Regions from separate parts of the Mus musculus genome. Here regions 2 and 3 are each linked to region 1. Evidence: chromatin loops called from intact Hi-C (ENCODE). Cell type or tissue: heart. All regions are shown on one strand.

Evidence for each region. Peaks named below come from ENCODE experiments on the same cell type or tissue, not always from the same donor. Only the 100,000 strongest peaks of a DNase experiment are listed, where the experiment ranks them.
Region 2: a loop joins it to region 1, with 10 times the contacts of the local background. A loop is called at or near these places in 8 of 42 quality-filtered maps.
Region 3: it touches region 1 in a loop (2.4-fold over the local background); 10 of 42 quality-filtered maps call a loop at or near these places.

Annotation. Positions count from the first base shown.
Region 1 is chr4:136,049,419-136,057,418 of GRCm38, forward strand. Rpl11 (ribosomal protein L11) reads right to left here and starts at 3,975. Exons shown (of 6, transcript NM_025919.3): 1 at 3,930-3,975; 2 at 3,149-3,299; 3 at 2,196-2,302; 4 at 1,753-1,884; 5 at 862-972; 6 at 1-598. The coding sequence starts at 3,935. The coding sequence ends at 569. In heart, a CTCF peak has its summit at 4,070; DNase peaks (open chromatin) are centred at 3,273 and 3,993; H3K4me3 peaks cover 3,243 bases; H3K27ac peaks cover 2,179 bases.
Region 2 is chr4:136,598,083-136,606,082 of GRCm38, forward strand. It overlaps Kdm1a (lysine (K)-specific demethylase 1A), which reads right to left and starts at 4,641. Exons shown (of 20, transcript NM_001347221.1): 1 at 4,150-4,641. The coding sequence starts at 4,503. In heart, CTCF peaks have their summits at 1,964 (motif pointing right) and 4,776; DNase peaks (open chromatin) are centred at 3,519, 4,119 and 4,689; H3K4me3 peaks cover 2,565 bases; H3K27ac peaks cover 1,646 bases.
Region 3 is chr4:135,983,802-135,991,801 of GRCm38, forward strand. Pithd1 (PITH (C-terminal proteasome-interacting domain of thioredoxin-like) domain containing 1) reads right to left here and starts at 3,443. Exons shown (of 6, transcript NM_025411.4): 1 at 3,137-3,443; 2 at 2,591-2,634; 3 at 2,140-2,217. The coding sequence starts at 3,334. In heart, a CTCF peak has its summit at 3,412; a DNase peak (open chromatin) is centred at 3,470; H3K4me3 peaks cover 2,460 bases; H3K27ac peaks cover 2,123 bases.

The sequences.
Region 1 (8,000 bases):
TTCAAGTGCTCACACGCCTAGTAGTTGTCTGATGATTGCTTCCGTGAAAGAGACAGATCTGCTCCAGGTTACCATAGCTAATCAAGGGAGGACTAATCCGACAATTTGCCTGTGAGACTTCCTTCCTAACAAGGCCTCCCTCCCAACTGTGTCATTTTAAATGCAACTCAACTATGAACAAAGCCAAAATAGTCTTTACCACCACACCAGAAGCTGTGGTCCCTTCACCACACACCAAGTCACAAACAAGGGACACCTGCTGGGACTGGGACATTGTCCCAGCCCTTAATTACAACCAAATCCAAACCCTAACCAACCCAATACCTCTCAAAACCCACTTAAAGGACCTCTGCACCACAGCCCACCCACAGGGCACTCAATGCTCAGTCTCAGCTGTGGGGAGACACTGGAGTCCAGGACGCAGGCTGCCGCCGCCACCAGCAATTCTCATCGAGGCTTTCTTTAAGTGCTTGTGGTCCCAGGATCTGAATGAGGCCACGCGCCTTTCACAAACACACAACTGTAACATGCATTTCTGAGAAAATTTTATTAGCTTTTTGGATCAAGTTTATTTTCCAGGAAGGATGATTCCATCGTACTGAAAGAGAAGAAATTGCATGTTTTCAGAACAAGGTCAGAGCAAGAACTGCAACAAAGACTAACGTCTGAGAATTCTGACTCCAGATACCTACACTCAAGACCTTTTCAAACACCAACCCTAGGAGGCATTTACCAAAATGCCCAGATATTCCATCTTTATACAAGCTACCCACCAAACAGCACTGTACCTGCAGAGCTCCCATCCCAACACCAGTCCCCAGCACCACAGAGCACCAGCTCACGTGGGACAATCGGCTTTACCTTCTGCTGGAACCAGCGCATGGCCTCCTCCTTGCTGATTCTGTGTTTGGCCCCAATGCAGCCTGTTCTGCGCTTCTTGTCTGCGATGCTGAACCCTGGCCTACCCAGCACCTGTGCCAGAATAACCAACAGTCACCCAGCCAGCTCAGAGTTGGCTCAACAGTGAACAGACAAGACTCACACTTTACAGACTGACCTTCAAGTCATCAAGACTAGTACCTCAGCTGGACAGAACTGTCATTAGCTACCCAGACAACACACCAGGCAGTACACACACATGCCCCGCAGGCTTCCTCCTCAACTGGTCTCTATCCTTGTAACTCCAGTCCCAATTCCAGTATGTGATTCCCTTGTCCTCTCTCTTCTGGCCTCCACAGGCACCAGGCACACACATGGTGCAGATATACATGCAGGGAGTTCAAGGCCAGCTTAGGCTGTAAATCAAAGACCCTGCCTCAAAACAAAAACTTACATGTGCAATGTGGAAAAATTTAAGTCGCCAAAAGCAGCATACCCCCCCAAAGCGCTTTCCACTATGATAACGGCCATTCCCACATGACAATCCCCATTTGAGCAGTCTGCACCCCCCACATTTCCATGACTTCCTCACAGAACTCCTGTGCCCCAGGCTAAGGAGATGAGTGGAGACAGGGAAGCAAATTCGAAGGGCAAATGCAGCCCAGGATGACCCAGAGAGCTTTGCAACGGCAGGGAATAAACCCCGGAACCTCTACACTTGCTACAAGGCCCTTTTCTGAGGGGGACACACAGGCAGACAAGACACGAGACTTCAACCCAGCTCCCCATCCCAACAGCAGGACAGCATGTGTGGACGTCGACAGAGGAGCCACCTCTCCCCACAGGCAGCTTGGGACTGAGAAGTCCACATACCACATAGAAGTCCAGGCCGTAGATCCCAATGCTTGGGTCGTATTTGATGCCCAGGTCAATGTGTTCTTGAATTCCAAAACCAAAGTTTCCAGTATCCGAGAAGTTATTTTTCCGCAACTCATACTCCCGCACCTGAATGGACACAGAAGTGACCATGCTATCCATCATGTTCAAGTAGCCCAACATGAGCTCAGATCAACACCCAGTAGGCCCAGAGCAAAACCAAAACTCTGTGAGTCCTAGCTAGGAGCACAGGTATCCCTCCCCTAACCAAGTCATGCCCCAGCTACAAATGCCATCAAACGATCCCCACTTCCAAAGAGCAGAGAAAATCCCAAGGACAGAAATCCAGGAACAGTCATCTCTGAAACGCCAAGGCACTGTATGTGTGTATATATAGCCCATCTCTGACAATGCAGCAGCCTCCACCCCACCAGCCTCACCTTCAGGCCTTTCTCCAGAATTTCCTCTGCCTTGGCTCCGCGGACTGTGCAGTGAACAGCAATCTTCTCATTTCTCCGGATGCCAAAGGACCTGACAGTGTATCTAGCTGCAGGACGGGGACACAAGAGGCAGGTAATGTCTTATTTCCATTGCACGGCATCTAGCGTGTCAGTCAACATCGTCCACAACACAGAAAACAGAGCTTTCCATCTCTAATTTACCCAGCCATACTAAGAACCTCAAACAGCATGGCCATAGTAACAGACACAGGTTAGCAAGACTGTTACATTCCTTGAGAGAGAAAAATCTCAAATGTAGCCCAGGCTGGCCTTGAACTGGCAGCAATCCTCCTGCTTCAGCCTGGGTAATGGGGTTACAGTTGTGGGCTATCAGGCCCAACCAATGATTATGCTCTAATTGGGAGACTAAAACTGACAAAAGCCAGTGTTTTCAAAATGCTGACTGTGGTCCTAAGAAACAGTATCCAAACCCAATCACAGACCACCCACAACCACACTAGCAACAGACTCCATGTTTCTAGCAAGGTAACTCCTGTCATGTGGCCAAACAAGGGAATCACAATTCATTTTAAGTGAGTTGAGGCAGAGCCAGAAGTTAAGAAGCACTGGTGGGGGGGTGTTGGAAAGATGGCTCAGAGGTTTAACAGGTTCTGAGGACCTACACGGTTGTTCACAACCAACAGAAACGGGATCTGATTCCCTCTTCTGTCATGTGGGCATGCATGCAAACAGAGTACCCATGCACACACACACAAATACAAATAAAAGCATGGATAGGACCTCATGCCAACAGTGTACGGTATTAACCCTGTTCTTAGCTGTCAACCAGGCCCACGACAGCTCACGTTATAAGTCCATTTGCACCCGTGCTCCGGTCAGATGAAGCAAGCTTTCCAGATCCACTCCTCTCTGGTCAGCCCACCGCCACTCACCTTTGGAGAACACCGGGGTCTGGCCTGTGAGCTGCTCCAACACCTTGGCTGCCCGGGTCAGTCTGTCTCCGCTCTCCCCGACGCAGATATTGAGGCAGAGCTTGCGGATGCGCAGTTCCCGCATGGGGTTCTCCTTTTCCCCTTGATCTTGCTGCGAAGAGGGACACAGCCATCAACACCCTCCCGCCCCGTCAGAGACGAGAAACAGCCAAGGTCTTCTCCGCTCTGACTTCTATCGTCCCGGATCCCGCCTAAGCCCTCGGGACCACCAAGGTCTCCGCGTTTGGAAGAGAACGAACACAGAGAGAGAGCCTGAATCCCAAGCGGATCCACGAGTAGGGAACAGACACTAGAGATCGTAGAAAGTATACAATGTAACCCTAATCAAAACTACAGGAAGTACCGGCCTCTGCGCCATGCCGTCCCCCTTCCCAAGCTAGCACGGGTCCTGCGAGTAGGACTCGCAGAAACTCCCCAGCACCACACAAGCTGCAAGTGTCCCCTTGGCCCCGCCGTGGACCTCCGCACGTCGCGCTCGCACTTCCGGCAGCCCCCAGACACTGCGTCTGGGCCCTCGGGGCTGCAGACCTGAGCCCCATTCTTAGGATGGGCGGCGATGCGGCGGGGGTGCCCCACGGCCGCCCAGTCCCGCCGGGCTTAATGCCAACAGCCTCGCGGGCTCCGTCCTCCTCCGGCCACCCGCGAGACAGCCGCCCTGGGCTCCGCCGACTGCGGATGGAGACGGATGAAAGCGAGGCAAAGCCAACTCTCGCCTACTCACCGCCATGGTGGAGAACAGGAAGAGAGAGGGAGACTTCCGGCCCCGTGGCCTTATGGGTCAGGAGGCGGGCTTTTCTTCTAGGCAGACAAACGAGGGGAGAGGGGGAAAGAGAGGCATAGCTGTCGTGGCGCTGCCACCTCTAGTGGACTGTCCTCGAAACTGCAGTCATCTTGGGCAAAAGACTAGGTCGTGGGTTGTCCGATGCTGGTATGTTCTTGAGTCCATGACTCCAAGAACAGTCTCAGAACCTGGTGGTTCTTGAGTGATGTCACTGCCCAAAGTCCATTAAATCAGTTGAGCAAAGGGCTAGAGAGAAGGCTTTACAGTTAAGAACAAAATTCCCGGCATGAACACGGTATTTCAAAACTGGTTGTGCCTCCAGTTCCAGGGAGACAGATCCCTCTTCTGGCATCTACAGGCATCAGGCCATGTGTGCATACAGGCAAAACACCCATATAAATAAAATAATTTTTATAAATAAATAAGCTGAGACGCCAGGCAGTGGTGGCGCACGCCTTCAATCCCAGCACTTGGGAGGCAGAGGCAGGTGGATTTCTGAATTCTGGTCTACAGAGTGAGTTCCAGGACAGCCAAGGTTAGACTGAGAAACCCTGTCTCGAAAAACAAAAACAAAAACAAAAACAAAAAAATCAGCTGAGGCTGGAGAGACAGCGCAGTAGTTAAGAGCACTTGACAGCTCTTCCCAAGGTCCTGAGTTCAATTATCAACAACCACATGGTAGCTCACAGACATCTGTAATGGGATCTGATGCCCTCTTCTGGTATGCAGGTGTACATGCAGATAGAGTACTCATACATAAAATAAGTGCGAAGATAAAAAGAAACCATACAGATTCTAGACCCTTTACTTTGTAACTATGTTAACAAGTATACAAATCAGAGTAGTGGCTTAAATCAGCTGTTCCAGTCTGATGCCCTTGTCTTCCTTCTGAGGACCCCAGGCACACACTTACAAGGACATATGTGCAGGAAAAACTTAAATACAGATAAACTAATAAATAAAAAGTAAATTTTGAAAATAAGAGTCCTGAGCTGTGAATACAGGCAGGTGTGGGTTTGATCCAACTAGCTAGTTACTAATTAAAATTACTTCTGTCTGTTTTCCCCTTGTGTAAAACAGCTACTTCTGTGTCATGGGTTACTGTGTAATTCAGTGAAGTATGTAAGTTGTTACTTTTATAATTAAGTCAAGCCTACAACATCCAAGCAACACCCACCTTCCAAAAGAAGTATTAGACATGGTAGCTAAAAAGAAAAAGGACATCAGAGGTGAGAGAGAGAGAGAGAGAGAGAGAGAGAGAGAGAGAGAGATCTGACAATGGCTTACAGATGCTTCTGAGAAGAGATCATCAGTTACAGACTATAGGACACGCCCCCTTCCAGGGTTACATTGAATCCTCAGAAGCTGAACTCAAGGATGAGGACCACCAAGATCCACATCCCAGGCAGATGCTGGCCTTCCTTGAGTCAGTCAGTTTCTCTAACATGAATGCATGGGCAAAGAAGAACACAGACGCCTTCGGTAGAAAAAGGGCCTGCCCTCTCCTTCCTGCTGCCCCCAGTACCCTTCTCTAACCCACACAGGGAGGCCAGAAGCCCCCCAGCATTTCCAACCTTTCAAACCTACACATAATGAGAATTTCAGTTTGTTTGTTTGTTTGTTTTGTTTTTGGTATTTTTCAAGACAGGGTTTCTCTGTGTAGCCCTGGCTGTCCTGGAACTCACTTTGTAGACCAGGCTGGCCTCGAACTCAGAAATCCGCCTGCCTCTGCCTCCCGAGTGCTGGGATTAAAGGTGTGCACCACCATGACCGACTAGTTTGTTTTTTTAAAGCCCAGTTATGTTATGTGATTATGTTCTTGTTTTGATCCCAGGTGGGGGACATGGGGCTGTTTCAGATTATCCATGCCCAATAACTATGATTTCTTTTATGCTCTAGAAGGGGTGTGATTTTCACAAGCTGTAGATGTTTATGTTTTGAATTCTGGGGACACTTCAGAAAGCTTAAATGCAAGGGGCCCAAGAGGGCCTGTGACAGCTGCTGCTCCCCATGTTGTTGCTCCCCGTTGCTGCTGCAACAGATAATAGAACCCAATAAAGAAGCCAAAAAATCCAGTTATGAGTGACCCCTAACACAGAGCAGAATGAGACACATGGGGCCAGGCGTGGTGGCACTTGCCTTTAATCCCAGCACTTGGGAGGCAGGGGAAGGTGAATTTCCGAGTTTGAGACCAGCCTGGTCTACACAGAGAAACCCTGTCTCAAAAAAAAAATAAAAAAAACCAAAGAGAGAGAGAGAGAGAGAGAGAGAGAGAGAGAGAGAGAAGAGAGAGAAGAGAGAGAGAGAGAGAAGAGAGAGAGAGAGAGAGAGAGAGAGAGAGAGAGAGAGAGAGAGGATTCCTAATGCCATAGGAGAAGTGGTGGCAAGGGAAGAAGAAATGAGAGTTCTGCTTCAGGACATTACCAAAAAGTTTACTGCTGCTGGCTCTGGGTTCTCTCCCACACTGCTCCCAGAGGGGAATTTCTATTTCCTCCTCCTCCTCCTCCTCCTCATCCTCCTCCTCCTCATCCTCCTCCTCTCCTTCTCCTTCTTCTTCATCTTCTCCCTGTATTCTATTTCAAAGAGGATTGGGAGAATGGCTGAGCAATGGGAAAAGTTGTGAGTGGATATGGAGGGATCTGAGAAACAGAAAAAAAAAAAAAAAAAGAATGAAATGGGGAAACCAGAAGGATCATTCTGTTCTCTCATTTTTGAAAGGGTTGCAACATTGCCTGTGCAACTGAAAGGGCTCCAGGTAGAGACAGGAGCTCTTGAAAAGCCAGTAGCACTGGAAAAGGGGGAACAGAAAGACTCAGACCTGGTGACTCACAGCCAGAGCTTCTCATGGGATGAAAGAGGGAAGCCAGCTGGGCATGAAGGCAGAGCCTGGCTCCACCCTGTGCCTTTCACTTCTTTTCACTTCGGGTCTCAAGTCCCCAAAGACCCTGGGTGGAGCAAGGAGCCAGGAGAAGCAGGAGACCATGTTTTAAGAGGAAGGGTTAGTCTTGAGCCAAGTACCCTGCCAGAGGAGGGACCTGGAATTACAAAATCACCACCGGTTTTCTGATTGTAATTGTGCAGCACATGCCTGCTAATGATGCTGATCACGATTATGATGAGATAATGTGGTGCCCTATAGAAATGATAGATCTGAGGCTTTATAAAGATGCTATCCTTTCATGTAGAGTGCATTCCCCTTGTGTTAAATAGTCACCGGACTACCCATAATAGAGTTATTCCCCAAGACTGGAAATGTTTGCTAACAGCCAACCCCAATTAAATGTTTGCCTTTATAAGAGTTGCCTTGGTCATGGTGTCTCTTCACAGCAATAAAATCATAGCTAAGAGAGAAGTTGGTGCAAGGCTGAGGCATTGCTATGATAGGCCTGACCATGCTTTGTTTTGAGGAATATGGATTTTGCGACTTTTGAAAACAGTGGAATGCTTCAAGTGGGGTTTAGTAGGCCATACTAGTAGAAACATGGAAGACCACTGTGGTACTGAGGGTAATTTCAACTGTGGTGGCCTGGCTCAACAGGTTTCAGAGGAGAAGAATTTTAGTATGTGGCATAGAGACTGTTCTTGTGATAATTTGGTGAAGAATATAGCTGCTTTTTGCCCTTGTCTGAATAGTCTACCTGGCTAAATTGAAGAGATTTAGATTAATTGCATTGAGAAAGAAAAATCTCAAAAAAGTCTAAAATAGATTCTGTCCTGTAGTTCACTCTCATAAAGAGTGTTTTGACCAAGTGTAGCAAGCATGGAAAGGAAAAATACAAAATGTATGGCTCAAAGGTTAAAGGATGACGAGGAAGTCAAGTGGAGCTAAATTTTGTGTTCAAGGAGAAAACCAGATTAAAGATATTAAGGTAGTGGTGACCCCAGGGCAGGATCCCACCCAGCTAAGCTTCCATCTTGTGAAAAAGAATTAAAGAAAAGCTTTGGTCCAGGCATGATGGCACATGCCTTTCATCCCAGCATTCAGGAAATAGAGGCAATCAGATCTCTGAG
Region 2 (8,000 bases), 550 kb after region 1:
GACAAAGATATGGAGAGATAGCACCCACATACATTGCTAAGGAAAAGGTGAAACTGTAGCTGCTATTTTAGAAAAACACTTGGTAGCAATTCCCCACAAGAGAAAAGCAGAATTCACATGTGGTTCACAGATTATAATCAGGTATTATGTAAGAGTAAACTTTATTTCCTCAGATGTCATTGTGTCTCAGAGGCTTACTAAGTGAACTCACCCTTTCTAGTGCATGCTCGACTACAGCTGGCTGGTTTAACCCATGTCCCGCCCAAACTCCTCTCCAAGCTAACTGATTCAAACTGGCTTCTTGGCCTCTCACTAAATTGCTCTGCTTAACCTCAAACTAATTCTGGCAATCTGTTCTAACCTGGCTCCTTCTCATGCCGGACAAGCCGGAGCTTGTCTATGTTCACCTGCAGCCTGTCTCTGTAAAACTGCCTCGCTCCCTCCCCCTGGGCTGCTCTCCTGAGTTACCATGCTTTCCTGTGCTGTTCTAGTGAGTGTTGGGCACATCCTATCTCTGACTCATTCTGTTGAGTCTTTCTGACTCGCAATTAGATGTCATTCTCAAAGACGGCTCTTCCTTCTACAAACTGACTTTACACACTGTTTGGGATTCATGGTGTGTACTAAGGGGAATGTCTTATTTCAGACAGAGTGATGTCTTTCCAGCTGACTCACACAGACCTAGAAGGTCTCTGAATGTGATCCCTTGCCAGAGCAGTCATATTGCTAGATTAAAATTCCTCTACAGGGCTGGAGAGATGGCCCAGTGGTTAAGAGTACTGACTACTCTTCCAGAGGTTCTAAGTTCAATCCCAGCAACCACATAGTGGCTCACAACCATCTGTAATGGGATCCAATGCCCTCTTCTGGTGTGTCTGAAGATAGTGACAGTGTACTCACATACATGAAATAAATAAATAAATAAATCTTTAAAAAAAATTCCTCTACAGTCTTACAAGAGACTTGAAAACACATGGTTGCATGTTTTACATTACTGTTCACAGCTACCTTATACATAACAGGAAAAAAAAACTGGGCTGTAGTGGCGCACCCCTTTAATCCCAGCACTTGGGAGGCAGAGGCAGGCGGATTTCTGAGTTCAAGGCCAGCCTGGTCTACAAAGTGAGTTCCAGGACAGCCAGGGCTACACAGAGAAACCCTGTCTTGAAAAAAAAAAAAAGAGAGAGAGAGACACCCCCAAAAAAAGGTCCATACTAAAGGCAATAAATAAACAAACAAACAAATAAATAAAAATCAAAGAGCCACATATACTGAGACTGCATAGAGAATGTTCAGAACAGGTAACTCCATACAGTCAGACTGTAGACCAGTGATTGCCAGGAGCTGGAGGTAGGGAGATGAGAAAAGACAACTAGAATACAAGTACCTCTGTAGAAGCCAGGCAGTGGTGGCACATACCTTTAATCAGAGCACTCAGGAGGCAGAGGTAGACAGATTTCTGAGTTCGAGGCCAGCCTGGTCTACAAAGTAAGTTCCAGGACAGCCAGGGCTATACAGAGAAACCCTGTCTCAAAAAAAAAAAAAAAAAAAAAAACAATCAAACAAAAAAACCCAGGTGTCTCTGGGAAACAATGAAATGTTCTAAACTGACTGTGGTGGTGTTTTTATCTTATGATTACATAATTTATTTTATTTTTAATGAGTTTTTTAAAGATGTATTTATTTATTATATGTAAGTACACTGTAGCTGTCTTCAGACCTCCAGAAGAGGGTGTCAGATCTCATTATGGATGGTTGTGAGCCACCATATGGTTGCTGGGATTTGGAACTCAGGATCTTCGGAAGAGCAGTCACTGCTCTTAACCGCTGAGCCATCTCTCTAGCCCCAGATTACATAATTTAAAAGCAACATTGACACATTATCTCAAATCTGTTTTGAGATTGATTCATTCATTCATTCACTCATTATGTATACAGTGTTCTGACTGCATGTATGCTTGCATGCCAGAAGAGGGCACCACATCTCATTATAGATGGTTCTGTGCCACCATGTGGTTGCTGGGAATTAAGCTCAGGACCTCTGGAAGAACAGCCAGCAATCTTAACTTCTGAGCCATCTCTCCAGACCTCAAATCTGTTTTTAAGTTATCTGTTTCTGGACATGACTTGATAAAACGGGTTCCTACTGGACTCTGCCTTCCTTCATGTCCAAGGTTGAAGTCAACCTCTGTGCTTTTCTAATGCCTTTAATAAAATCAAACAAACAAACTAACGCAGGCGGTTTGAAATGTATTCAGATTATCTTGGGGGCAGGGCGTCACTGTGTGCCTTTGCCTTCCCACATGCACTTTCTTCAGTTTTAAGAGGATTCTAGTTTTGTGGATTTTAAGAACATGTTTGGTAGGTTTCCTTATAGCATTTTCATACATCATTGGTTTTGGTTGACCCTTCCTCTCCATCTCTGCTAAAACTATTCCAGTATCCCCAATACTCCTCCTTTCTAATGCATGTCTGATAATCCCTCCTCCCCCAACAGGCCTTTCCCCCAAATCCAAATGACTGAGCAGTGAGTATGAAGGTCTCAAGCAGGAAGCTGAAGGCTCTCCAGTAACACATCCCACCGCCCTGGAAAATGATACCCAGCAGCCTGGCACAGTGTAGGGACCACTCTGGAAGCCTAGGTCAGACTATGTGTTGAGCATAGGAATCTGAGATCTTACGAGCAACATAACAAGATATTTGTTAATCAAAAACAAAACAAACCAGGCCTACTGAGGCAGGTCTAGAATCCCAGTCACTTGGGAGGCTGACCCAGGAGGTTCACAAGTTCAAGCACTGTTTAAGCCACAAGATAAATTTAGGGCCAATATAGTTTCAAAATAAAAAGGAGGACTGGGGCTATAGTAGAGAACCTGTCTAGCACATAAGAGAGTCAACTCCCCAGCACAGCAGGAGAGAACAATGTACAAGAAGCTACCTAAGTCACACTACTTAACACTTGTATTTATCTTGCAGTGCTACAAACAGAAACACAAATTCTCAATTCTGCTTGGCCAGTCCTGTGCCATTCAGCCATATCCTTAGACTACTTTCTTTTTTAAAGATTTATTTATCTGAGTACACTGTAGCTGTCTTCAGACACACCAGAAGAGGGCATCAGATCCCATTACAGATGTGAGATGGTTGTGGTTGCTGGGAATTGAACTCAGGACCCCTGGAAGAGCAGTCAGCAGTCTTAACCACTGAGCCACCTCTCCAGCCCCTTAGACTACTTCTTGTATTTATTACAAACCCATATGTATTTCCAATTTCCCCATCAGATTAAGCATCTCTGGTTAAGGCTAATACTGTGCAATAAAGCCACACCAATGCTTAGCAAGGTTACTGACCCAGAGGGTTGTTTGTTTGTTTGTTTGTTTGTTTCAATATCGAATTACACCTTGTCAAAACACCAAACTCTGAAACTGCAAACCTCTTTTTACTCATTCTTAAAATGAAGCTAACAATACCAGTCCAGTGGTGTTTGGGAAAACGAAAAACGCTGGCCCTGTGCCAAATGCACCATCTGGCATACTGGGGTGTGAGACAGAGGTTATCTGTGGATAGTGTTGGATTTGATGCCAAATCTTTATCTTTATATTCGCCCCGTGTCCAACTGGTATTCTTCATTCGCTTCCACAATTTGAAAAAGTCTACCCGGGCCCCAAGAAAGCGCTGGCCTCCAGGCCTGACAACCTCAGTTCGATTCCTTAGCATGGCGGAAAGACAGGAAGGACTCAGGCGAGCTATCCTATGACCCCAACTCGCACACGCACAATAAACGATTGGTTTTTGTATATTTTATTATTTTATCTTTAAAAAAAAGAAAGAAAGAAATAAGAGTCTACGCGTACCTGGCGTACAGCAAGACCTTTCAAAAACAAAGAAAAAGTCTCTTTCTTTTCATGCAGCTTGACTCTTAGAGCATCACACCCATCTCCCCGGTGTACACAACCCAGAAGCCGTCCGCCGTCCGCACACATCAGACACACAGGTAGACAAACGCGTCGGGAAGCCATCTTTCCCAGTCAGACCATCAGGGTCACACCCTCCAGCGCCCGATACACCGGGTCCCCGCACAAAGGCCGGGCCTCCCCTCCCCCGGCCCCACTCCGGTCCCCGGGACCAGCGGTTCGATCACGGCCTCACCTTGGCCCGCTTGCGCCGGCTGGTCCGTCGGCCCTCCGGGGTCTCGGCTATTCCGGTCTCCATGGGCGTCGCGGAGCCGGGCCCGGCTGTGGGCCCCGCCTGGGGCCCAGCAGACCCCGGCGGCTCGGCTAGGCCCCCGGGCGGCGAGGCCCGCGGAGGCTCCTTCTTTCGGGGAGTGCGCTCGCCCGCCGCCCCCGTAGCCATGTCGGTGGGGCCCGTCAGGCCCGCGGGCGGCGCGGCCACCTCAGAGCCGTTCTCGGCACCGCCCGCCGCCCCGGACCCGGCCTCGGTCCCAGCAGCCGCCGCCGCCGCCGCTGCCGCTGCCGCCGCCGCCGCCTTCTTCCCAGACAACATCTCGGGCCGCCTGGCCGCCGCGGGCCGCAGGGGCCGATCGGTCTGCCGCTCCGTGGGTCCGCAGCCGCCTCGCGCCTCTCCGCCCCGCACCTCTCACGCTCCGTGCGAAGCCAAACACCCCCGCGTGCGCACGCGCCCTGCGCGCTCCCGCCGCACCAGGACAAAAAAGCAGCCGCTTGTCCCCGGCTCAAGACCAGAGAGCGACGTCCTGGAGGCTAGAGCGGCGCCGCAGCTCCGATCGCGAGGCTGACCTAGAGCGCCCCCTGCGATTGGGAGTGCGACCCAGCATATCCGCCTGACTTCGGGTTCTGAGCCCGACCGTTTTCATCAAGGACTCTCAATATTCACCCCATACACTAGTCACTTCAACTAATAACATTCACTCTCCCTGCAGGACAAGGGGTGGATTATGGAATTCCGGCTTTCAGAGGGCTTACTACCTAATTGAGACAGGGGAACACTCTGAAGTACAACTTAATTAATGATCACTTAATTATCCTGTGCTCTGTAACTCAACCTTTAGAGCACTGGCCCAGAATGTATATGGCCCCGAGTTATCCCTAGAGCTAGGGAAACTAGCTTCATAATGGCCCTGCTTGGACTGTGGGGAAATAAAGAGTGCACGAATTTCCACGGTAATAAAATAGAGAGAAATGAGGAATTTCTGGTTTGAGTCAAAGTGGACTCGCTCTTGCCTCCAAGCCGTGTTTATTTTCTTTCTTGAGGCTGCACATGCTCGCCACCATGCCTCCTCCTCCATGCCTCTCATCTCCAGGCGCATAACACTTCTTCAACCTAGGTCAGTTCTTTCTTTTCTTTTTTTCTTTTTTGGGGAGGGGGGTGGGGGATTGGTTTTTCCGAGACAGGGTTTCTCTGTATAGCCCAGCCTGTCCTGGAACTCACTTTGTAGGCCAGACTGGCCTCTAACTCAGAAATCCACCTGCCTCTGCCTCTGCCTCCCAAGTGCTGAGATTAAAGGCATGTGCCACCACTGCCCGGCTTGGTCAGTTCTTTCTAATGTTGTGAATGTGGGTGTTTTATTCATGAGATGTTGAGATGTATAGGATGTTGGGGGGCTATGAGATATTCACCAGAGAAGAATGCAGGCATGGGTTTAAGCCAATAGAAAGTATTTACTTGGGGCCTGGGGAGATGGGGGGCTGGAGAGATGGCTCAGTGGTTAAGAGAAGTGACTGCTCTTTCAGAGGTCCTGAGTTCAATTCCCAGCAACTACATGGTGGCTCACAACCATCTGTAATGGGATCTGATGCCCTCTTCCGGTGTGTCTGAAGACAGCTACAGTGTACTTAGAAATAATAAATAAAACTTTTTTAAAAGCTTCAGTTAGCCAGAAGCAGAACTACAGAAGCCAAAAAGCAAGGTCAGTCCATTTCCCAAAACTACGGACTTAAATGGATTAAGCCTTTGTTTTAGTTTTGGCAGGTGGTACTGTCTATGTGTTAAGTTTTACAGCTTAAATGGTATTTCCACCATTGAGTTAACTGTGGTAAGATCTTTCAGCCTACTAAGATTTGGGGCCCTGTTACAGGGTTTTGCTGGTTTGTTTAATTCTTCCAAGGTGATGAAGTTGAACACAGAACAGCAGGAGGAAGGTTGCTGGAGGAAACTCCATACCTTGATCGGGGTGATGCTTACAGAGGTGTGAGTATTCACTAAAATTCACTGAACTCTGTGAACAAAATAGACTTTAAAAACAAAAACAAAAAAAAACTAGGCCTGAAGGTGGTGGTGCACGACTTTAATCCCAGCACTTGGGAGGCAGAGGCAGGCAGATCTCTGAATTCGGGGCCACCCTGGTGGTCTACAGAGCAAGTTCCAGGCTGACCAGGGCTACACAGAGAAACATTATCTCAAAAAACAAACCAAAAAGCAAAAACAGTACGCAGGAAGAAAAAAAAAATGTGTTCACAGGACCACGTATGTCCCATGTGTGAAGTATGTTTTCATGGTCACAATTAACAAAATTGGTGAGTGTGGTAGAATTATATTGAGGGGTTGGAGAAAGCTTTGTGAGGAAGAGAAGAGAGCAGTTTAGAGAAGAGTTCGTAATGTAAGGAAGTCTAGGGCTAAATCCTGCTCTTCCATCATAAGCAGGTGATATGATATATGGTGTAAAAGATGTGAGCGTATTACTCTCCCGTCCCCCTGGCTGCAACTGTTCTGCTCCCTGCCTCGATGGATTTGAACTAGCTTAAAACAGTTCAAGGTACACCATCATGGTAGAGGAGCCAAGGCAGCAGGAGCTAGAGCGAGCTGGTCCCATGGCATCCACAAGCAGGAAGCCCGGAGGGATGAATGCAAACACTGCTCCTCTCTCCATCTTACACAGCCCAGGACTGCAGGAAAGGGGCCATCGGGAAAGCTGCCCTGTCTTCCCACTTCAGTCAACATGGTGAAGACACTCCCCCACAGGTATGTCCGAGGCCCAACGCCCAGGCGACTCTGTCACTAACATTAACCATGGCTCTAGGCAAGCACTGTCCCAGCTGACCCACGTCTCCAGCTCCCCACATTATATTGATCCATTCATTTATCAATGCGTAGTGGATTGCTTCAGATTTTTCGGCTTTTAATCTGCTCCCTTATTTTTTAAAAGATTTTAAAGCCTGCTGCTTTAATCCAAGCACTCGGGAGGCAGAGGCAGGTGGATATCTGAGTTCGAGGCCAGCCTAATCTACAGAGTGAGTTCCAGGACAACCAGGGCTACACAGAGGTACCTGCCTCAAAATAAATAAGTAAGGGATAAATAAAGGATTTTTTTTTTATTTTAGTGTGGCGGTAGTGGGGGTGCCATAGCATCGGTATGGAAGTCAGAGGCAATTTGAAAAGTTCAACTCTCCCTTTCTAAAATATGGATCCCAAAAATTAAACTCAGTTCGTCAAGTTTGGCCACCTCACTGATACAACACACACACACACACACACACACACACACACACACACACACACACACTTGACTCCCAGACACCTTTTTTATTTTTTATTTATTTATTTATTTATTTATTTATTTATTTTGGTTTTTCGAGACAGGTTTTCTCTGTATAGCTCTGGCTGTCCTGGAACTCACTCTGTAGACTAGGTTGGCTTTGAACTCAGAAATCCGCCTGCCTCTGCCTCCCAAGTGCTGGGATTAAAGGCGTGTGCCACCACGCCCGGCTTTTTTTGAGACAGGATCTTAGCATCGCAAGCTGGCCTCCAACTTGCTGTATAGTCAAGGATGCCCTTGAACTCCTGATCCTCCCGCCTTCACCTGGGATCACCTGACTTGACCGTTTGGGTTTTTATGAATAATGTTGCTACGCACATAGATGTACAATTATCTCACCAACTCCTTGCTTTTGAAACTGGTCTTGATGGGAACAGGCTTCCAACTGAGCCTGAGCTTCAGTCAGGGTTCAAAGTGATTGTGTATCTTAGTGACCTGGCAGAGTGGAGTGGCGGGGAGGGGCTGGGGAAAACAGTGGGTAAAGTGCCTG
Region 3 (8,000 bases), 66 kb before region 1:
AACTTTTACAAATGTTTTGTTATAACAGGGTGTCATTCCGTAGCCCAGATCAGCCTGGAGCTCATTATATAGCCCCAACTAGTCTAAAATTCTCAGCAATCCTATCTTAGCCTTCCAAGTGCTAAGATTATAGGCATGAAATATTCTACCTAGCTTATATTTTTTCTTAAGATTTATTATGTGGGGGGCTGGTGAGATGGCTCAGAGGGTAAGAGCACTGACTGTTCTTCCCAAGGTCCCGAGTTCAAATCCCAGCAACCACATGGTGGCTCACAACCATCCCTAATAAGATATGATGCCTTCTTCTGCTGTGTCTAAAGACAGCTATAGCGTACTTACATATAATAATAAATAAAATCTTTTAAAAAAATTTATTATGTGTGTGCACGTATCACGTGCATGCAGGTGACCAAGGACGCCAGAAAAGGATGCTGGATGCCCTGGAACTGGAGCTACAGGCAACTGTGAGCCACTTGCTCTGCAAGAGCATTAAGTGCTCTCAATCACTGAGCCCTCTATCTCTGGTCCCTTCATTTATTATTTCATGTATCTGAGTGCTTGCATGTATGCCTGTGCACCTCATTTGTGCATCTAGTGCCCTCAGGGGACAAGAGGGTGTCAGAGTCCCTGGAAATGGAATTAAGAGATAGTTGTGAGCCATCATGTGAGTGCTGAGAATCATGTGGGCCCTTAGTCCTCTGAAAAAGCAGCCAATATACTTAACCACTGAGCTATCTCTCCACTCGTGTGTATGTGTATTTATGTCTGTGTGCTTGTGTGGCAGCTAGAGGACAACCTTAGGTTGAATGCCATCCCCCTTATTTTGAATGGGGCCTCGTATTGGCCTGGAGCTCACCAATCAGCTGAGGTTGGCTGCCCAGTGAGCTCCAGGGATTCCTGTCTCCTGTTTCCCAGCACTGGGGTTATCAGAAGCACACTCTATAACCATTTTCACCCGAGGCCTGAGGTGCAGCGCAGGTCCTTGTGATTGCTAGGCAAGCAAGCTAGTGACTGAGCTATGCTCCTAGCCCTGTCTTGACAATTTTCAGTATCTTCTCAGAACTCACAAAACAGATTCCTCTTCTTTCAGAATCAGGCAAACGCTCCAGAAGGGAGGATTACCAATGGCGGCAACAACAGATCTGGAACTTTGCTGCAGCCACACAGATGCGGATGGAGCAATTCCACATCAGCACAACAGCGTAAAGATGGGAACTGTGTACAGTGAGAGGAGCCATAAAGAACATTCGGGGGCTGGAGAGATGGCTCAGCGGGTAAGAGCACTGACTGCTTTTCTGAAGGTCCTGAGTTCAAATCCTAGCAACCACATGGTGACTCACAACCATCCGTAATGAGATCTAATGCCCTCTTCTGGTGTGTCTGAAGTCAGCTACAGTGTACTTACGTATAATAATAAGTAAATATTTTTAAAAAAGAAAAAGACCGTTTGGGACCTGCAGCTAGGTTAAGGAAACTGCAAAGTCATCACCAGCCGGCCTCAGCTTTGCACTCTCTCAGTGAATGGTGCCATGTCAGCACTTGGAAGAGATAAGCAGCTGGCCCCAAGGATGTTCACACCAAGACAGTCATCGGGCTGGGGATGAGGCTCAGTGGTAGAGCAGGTACCTCATACTCACAAGGCCTAGTGTTCTATCCCCAGCACCACACAACACACAAAAAAAGTCAGCTGGGTAGGGTAGCTTTCAGAATACAGAGGAAGGCAGATCTCTGTGACTTCCAGGACAGCCTGGTCTACATAAGGAGAATCTGTCTCAAAGGAACGTCATGGTGGCACCCATCTGTAACTTGGGAGGTAGGAGTTCAGAAAACAAGAGATCCTGTCACAAAAATGAAGGCGCATGCGCGCATGTGTGTGTGTGTGTATGTATATGTGTATATATATACACACACACACACACATATACATACATCTTAAATTATTTATGTAATTAATTCAAGAAGCACTACATGCATTTCAATGTAACTAAGAACAAGGCCAACCTGTTGTTGAACTCTGATCCCCCATACTTGATGCAGCAAGCCCTCTAACCCACTGAGCCATCTCCATATCCCTGGAATAAAATATACCAGCAAAAGCTAGGTGGGAGTCTCCCGAGGGCCGAAGCCCTCACTACTCACAGTCTCATCTCCGAGGGGTGCGAGTCATCATCCTCGCCCATTATGATGACGCCTTTCAGCTTGACATTGCCCGTAAACCTGCCAGAATTCCAAAGAGAAGGTTGTCTACCTGGGATTGAACCCTGAGGACCAGCAGCCATGTGACTCTGACAAGACCCTTCCCTTTTAGCTCAGCTGACTCATCTGCCACCTGTAGTCCTTTCAAAGACCCTGTCATTCCATACCTCCAAGAAATGTAATCACCTCAATTATAATTCGACAAATGCATGTGTAGTCACACACACACACACACACAAGCTCCTATACTTACTTTCTCAAACCCACCAAAGAAAATCTACCCCATTTCTAGACACAGGTGTGCACTCTTGACATAGCCATCAAATGAAGTCATCCGAAGAGACAACTGGGTACAGCCCAGTTTGCCTGAGGCAAGAGCCAAGGAGATACTTACGGAATATTAAACAGGAGCTCTTCGTCCGCATCACTTTCAACAAACTGCGGTGCATGGGGAGGAAGCAACAGATATCTGCTGAGAAACTACAATTTCAGGCATCTGGCCTCCCTGTTCTACAAACTGAGTCGCGATGCAAATGGACCTGTCCCAACAACCCGCGCCCAGGTCCTCATAGCTGGGAGCTGCTCAGTCTCCATATTCTAATCACCACGGCCCCTCTTAGAGGGATTCTAATGGGGGTTTCCCAGGCTGCGAACTCAAAAGACCAGTGCTTCTGTGTACCCTTCTGGAGAACCTTCAAATGGCTCTCAAAGGGGTCTGGGTTCCAGGTTAGAAGTACGGATCGCGACCCCAGGCCAGGTGAGGCCATCGGACAGCCATCTGGACCAATGGTCAGAGGAAGAGACAGCAGTCCTCTCTGCTCTCCTCCCTCACATGCCCTCGCCGCCTCGGAAGGGAGGTAAAGCGCCCACCTTGCTCCTCTGGGCCTCAGTTTCCCTGTCTGTCTACCCTGCGAGGCCCCGGGGCTCCCGGGCCGCCCACCTTGGAGCGGTCGGTCCGCTCCTCCCACGGCTTGAAGACGCCGCGGCCGCTGCCCTCGCGGCTCTCGTTGAGGCACTGCAGTCGCTCCAGGTCGATGCGCAGGTACAGCCCGTAGGCCAGGCCGCGCTGCTCGGGCGGCTCCTCGCGCTCAGCGGCGCAGCGACAGCCGCCCCCGCCGTGGCTGTGGCCGTGCGACATGGCGACGCCGCCCGCCGGCTCGCCTGTGACTCCCTCGGCACCGCCGCTCACCCGGAGCTCACTCGGCTCCGCGACGACCGCCAAGCGCCGCCACCGAGGCGTCGTAAAAGGCGCCCCTGCGCGGCGCATGCGCGCGCGGCCCAGAGGGCGGGGCCGGGAGGGATTGACGTGGACCTGCGCCAGCAGAGCTGGACGCTGGCGGTGTCGCTCAGTGGTACCGTTCAAGCGTGGAAACTGTAGGGCTGGGGACGCGTGGCAGGGACGCGAATCCTCCCCTCCCGAGCCAAAGCGTGCGCTTTCTTCCCTAGCGGCCACCTTTCTCCGGCGTGGTGGATAAGGCGGGGCCGACAGCACAGCAAAGCTTGCCTCCTCTCTCCCCCTGACGCCCTGTTAACCTCATCTGTTTACCCCCTACTTTCTCCCGCCTCTTTTCCTTCTCTGTCTCCTTTCTCCGCCTTTCCTTCCATATTTTTAAGCTAGTTTCTCATGTGCCCCAGGCTGACCTCAGATGATCTATGTACCTTCAACTCCTGACCCTCCTGCCTCCAAATCCCAAATTCAGGGATTAAAGGCACGCACCACCAAATCTGGTGTTAGATTTAATTAGTTACATTTATTATATATCTATCATGGGTCTATCTATCTATCTATCTATTTGGTGTCTTCTGTGGCTTATCGCGCTCTTTCCCTTAATAAAGTGTCTTACTACCTAGTTTTGGCTGGAACTATCTACTGAGCCTGGAACTCACTGTGTAGATCAGACTGGCATAAAACGCAACAGAAATCCATCTGCCTCCGCCTCCGGGGCGTTGGGATTGAAGGCATGGGCCATCCTGCTCAGCAGCATCATATTTTTTTGATGCAGTCTCTCACCGGACTCGAGGCTCACCATTTAGACTAGGCTAAATGGTCAGCGAGCTTCTAGGCTCCACCCTCCAAAGCTGGGCTTGCTGCTGGGCCTGTGCTTGGCTTTTATGTGACTGCTGGAGATTTGAACTCTGTCCTTGTGTTTCCACAGCAAATGCTCTTAGCCGCTGAGTCATCTTCATAGCCCATAGCTACCTTCTTGATAGAAGGTATACTCACCACCAGACCTGGGGTGAGAATGCTGGGTCTGTCCCTGACGGTGTGACACTAGGAAAATATCACCTTTTCCTATTCTGAGTCATTTTTCTCTGTTCCGTGGGCAGGATAGTATCTGTTGAGTAGTCACACTGAATAGTAAGGGAAGAATGTGATTCAAGAACTCAACATGTGGGCTGGAGAGATGGCTCAGTGGTTAAGAGCACTGACTGCTCTTCCAGAGGTCCTGCGTTCAATTCCCAGCAACCACATGGTGGCTTACAACCACCTGTAATGGGATCCAATGCCCTCTTCTGGTGTGTCTGAAGACAGCTACAGTGTACTCATATACATAAAATAAATCTTAAGGGAAAAAAAAAAAAAAAAAAAAAAGAAGCCGGGCACAGTGGAGCACACCTTTAATCCCAGCACTCGGGAGGCAGACTGAGTTCGAGGCCAGCCTGATCTACAAAGTGAGTTCTAGGACAGCCCGGGCTATTCAGAGAAACCCTGTCTCGAAACACCCCCTCACCCCCCGCAAAAGAAGAACTCAACATGTAAGGTGGTGGCACATACCTTTAGTCCTGGCACTCAGGATGCAGAGGCAGGCCGATTTCATAGTTTGAAGCCAGCTTGGTCTATAAAATGAGTGTCAGGATAGCCAATGCTATCCAGAGAAACTGTCTTGAAAAACAAACAAGCAAAACACATGGGTGTGGTGATTTTTGCTGGAAAGCCGGCAATGGACCAGCAATGGCAATGGAGAGGTAGATCTCACATTCAAGGCCATACTAGGCACATAGACCCTGTCTCAAAACCAAAACAGACAACACAGTGCAGTGAATGGCTAACACAGGTGAAGTATCCAATTTGTTCGTTACCTCTGTGCAGTCTAAACACTGGTACTTACTAGAAGTGTGGTGCTGGGCAGGTGACTGAACCCCTACCCTCAGGCTGCCATCCCATCTGATATGACAAGGACCTTTGATTTCCATTTTGAGTCTTGTGTTCACATGGAATGACTTTCATAGTCGAAGTCAAAAAAACTGAAAGTCAGAGTTGGAGAGATGGCTCAGTGGTTAAGAGCACTGACTGCTCTTCTGGAAGTCCTGAGTTCAATTCTCAGAAACCACATGGTAGCTCACAACCATCTGTAATGGGATCTGATGCCCTCTTCTGGTGTTTGAAGACAGCTGCAGTGTACTCATATACATTTTATTTATTATACATATATGATGAGAACACTCACCATATATATAAAAGTGCTGAGCCATCTCTCCAGCTTACAGTGTACTCTTTTTTTGTTTGTTTTTTCAAGACAGGGTTTCTCTGTGTAGCCCTGGCTGTCCTGGAACCCATTCTTTAAACCAGGCTGGCCAAGAACTCAGAAATCTGCCTGCCTCTGCCTCCTAAGTGCTGGGATTAAAGGTGTGCACCACCCCCCTGCCTAGCCAGTGTACTCTTATACATAAAATAAATAAATATTTAAAACAAGAGAGACAGGGTCTCTCATTGAACTTGAAATACACTGTTTCAGCTAGACAGGCTGGCCGTGACTCCCTGGAGAGTCCTCCTGACCCCACAGCCCGCACTGGGCCACAGACACATGCCCTCAGCCCGCACTGGACCACAGGCCCTCAGTCCAGCTCTCACGTGGGCGTTGGGATCTGAACAAGGATCCTACTTTCCCCACGAGCCAGCTCCCCTGAACTTTAAGGGGGAGGGGCTCAAACTTGGGTGATCTCCAATTTGCAGATGCTGAAAACAGAGACCGAAAGAGGTGAATTAAGCTGAGTCCAGACAAGGTTAGGAAGTGACCCAGTTTTGCGATCAACCAATAGGAATCCTGAAACGCATCCTTCCAGAACTCCCTAGAGGAGAGAAAGGGGCGACACCCAGAAGTCTTTGTGTTGAGTCAATTAGCTAGAGGCTGAACACTCACCCCAAACGGAGCTCTAAACAGCACTGTCTCTCCCATCAGTCTGTGATTAGCTGGGTAGCTCTTTCCTGGGCTGCAGTCTCAGGCGCTGAAAGTCTGGGATTACCTTGAGTCTAGTTAGGCTGGCTATCTGGGATGTGGGACCCATGGCGCTAGCAGGGAGGACATTAGCTTAGATATAAGAGGAGTTCACCAAATTTCCAGGATCACATTTTTTACTTTTTAAAGTGTGTGTGTGTGTGTGTGTGTGTGTGTGTGTGTGTAACTCACAGGAGTCAGTTCTCTCTTTCTACCATATAAATTCCAGGGGATCTAACACAGTCATCAAACTTGGTGGCAAGCATTTCTACTCTTGAACCAGAACCACCTTTTTGGCCTGATCTGTAGTCTGGTTGGTACCTGTTTTGTATTTTGTATCTAATGAGGCTCATTAGATAGCCCAGGCTGGCCTCTTCAACTCACTCCTCTTACCCCCACCTTCTGCATACTGGGGTCCCAGGGATTGCCTGCCACACCTGGCTAAGCACAGTCGCTTTTTAACCTCTGCTTCTGTGGTTTGTTTATGATTCCCTAGTCAAAACCAGTTTCATAGATGAGTCCAAATTCAAAGATGGAGAGACAGGCTTTGTTGCTTAGGCTATAAAAATACCTGAGGTCTGCCCACCTCCCTTCAGTTAAAACTGGGTCTCTTTGGTTATATAACTCCCTGGTTTAATGGCGTCAAACAACAATTAAGACTTATTATCTCACAGTTTCTGAGTCAAGAATTTGGGCGTGGCTTCCTTGGGTGGCTTCTGACTTGAGGTCTCTCAGGAGCCTGAAGTCACCTAAAGGTCCAAGGTAGAAGACTCAGGTGAGAGAAAGTTTGTGCAGGCCTGGCTTCCTTTTCAAGTGGACCCATAATCTGACAGTAGCTGGCTGTCACCAGAGCAAGTGACCCAAGACAAGGCAAGGCAGAAGAAGCCACAGTGTCTTTTATGAGCTAAGCTTGGTCATCCCACGCTGTCAGGTCTGCAGTGGCCCATGGTTCCATGGGGGCAGACATGTTTAGGGTGTGAGAAACTGCATCATAAAGATGGCAGAGCTCGTCAGAGGCCACCTCAGAGGTTGGCTGCCACACAGGCACACATGGCGCATGGTACTGAAGATGTGAAACTGGTTATTTGGCTGTGGATAAATTCATTCAGAATTTGTTGTTTGTTTGTTTGTTTGTTTGTTTGTTTGTTTTTCGAGACAGGGTTTCTCTGTGTAGCCCTGGCTGTCCTGGAACTCACTCTGTAGACCAGGCTGGCCTCGAACTCAGAAATCTGCCTGCCTCTGCCTCCCAAGTGCTGGGATTAAAGGCGTGCGCGACCATGCCCGGCTCATTCAGAATATTGAAGAAACATGATGTCATTCAGTTTCCTGGTTTTCTGTGCAGTGGTCTGGTTTGTTTTTTTAATCCTGTGATAAGAAACATGAACAAAGACAAGTAAGAGAGGAGAGGCTTTGGTAGTTTGAATGATTCCACTCCACATGGCCCCATGGCCTCATATAGTTTGGTCCCCAGTAGGTGGAACTGTTTGGGAAGGTTTAGGAGGTGTGTCCTTGTCTGAGGAGATGTGTCAATGGGGGAGGGGGGCTTGAAGGTTTCAAAAATCCATGCCCATTCCTGGCTAGTTCTCT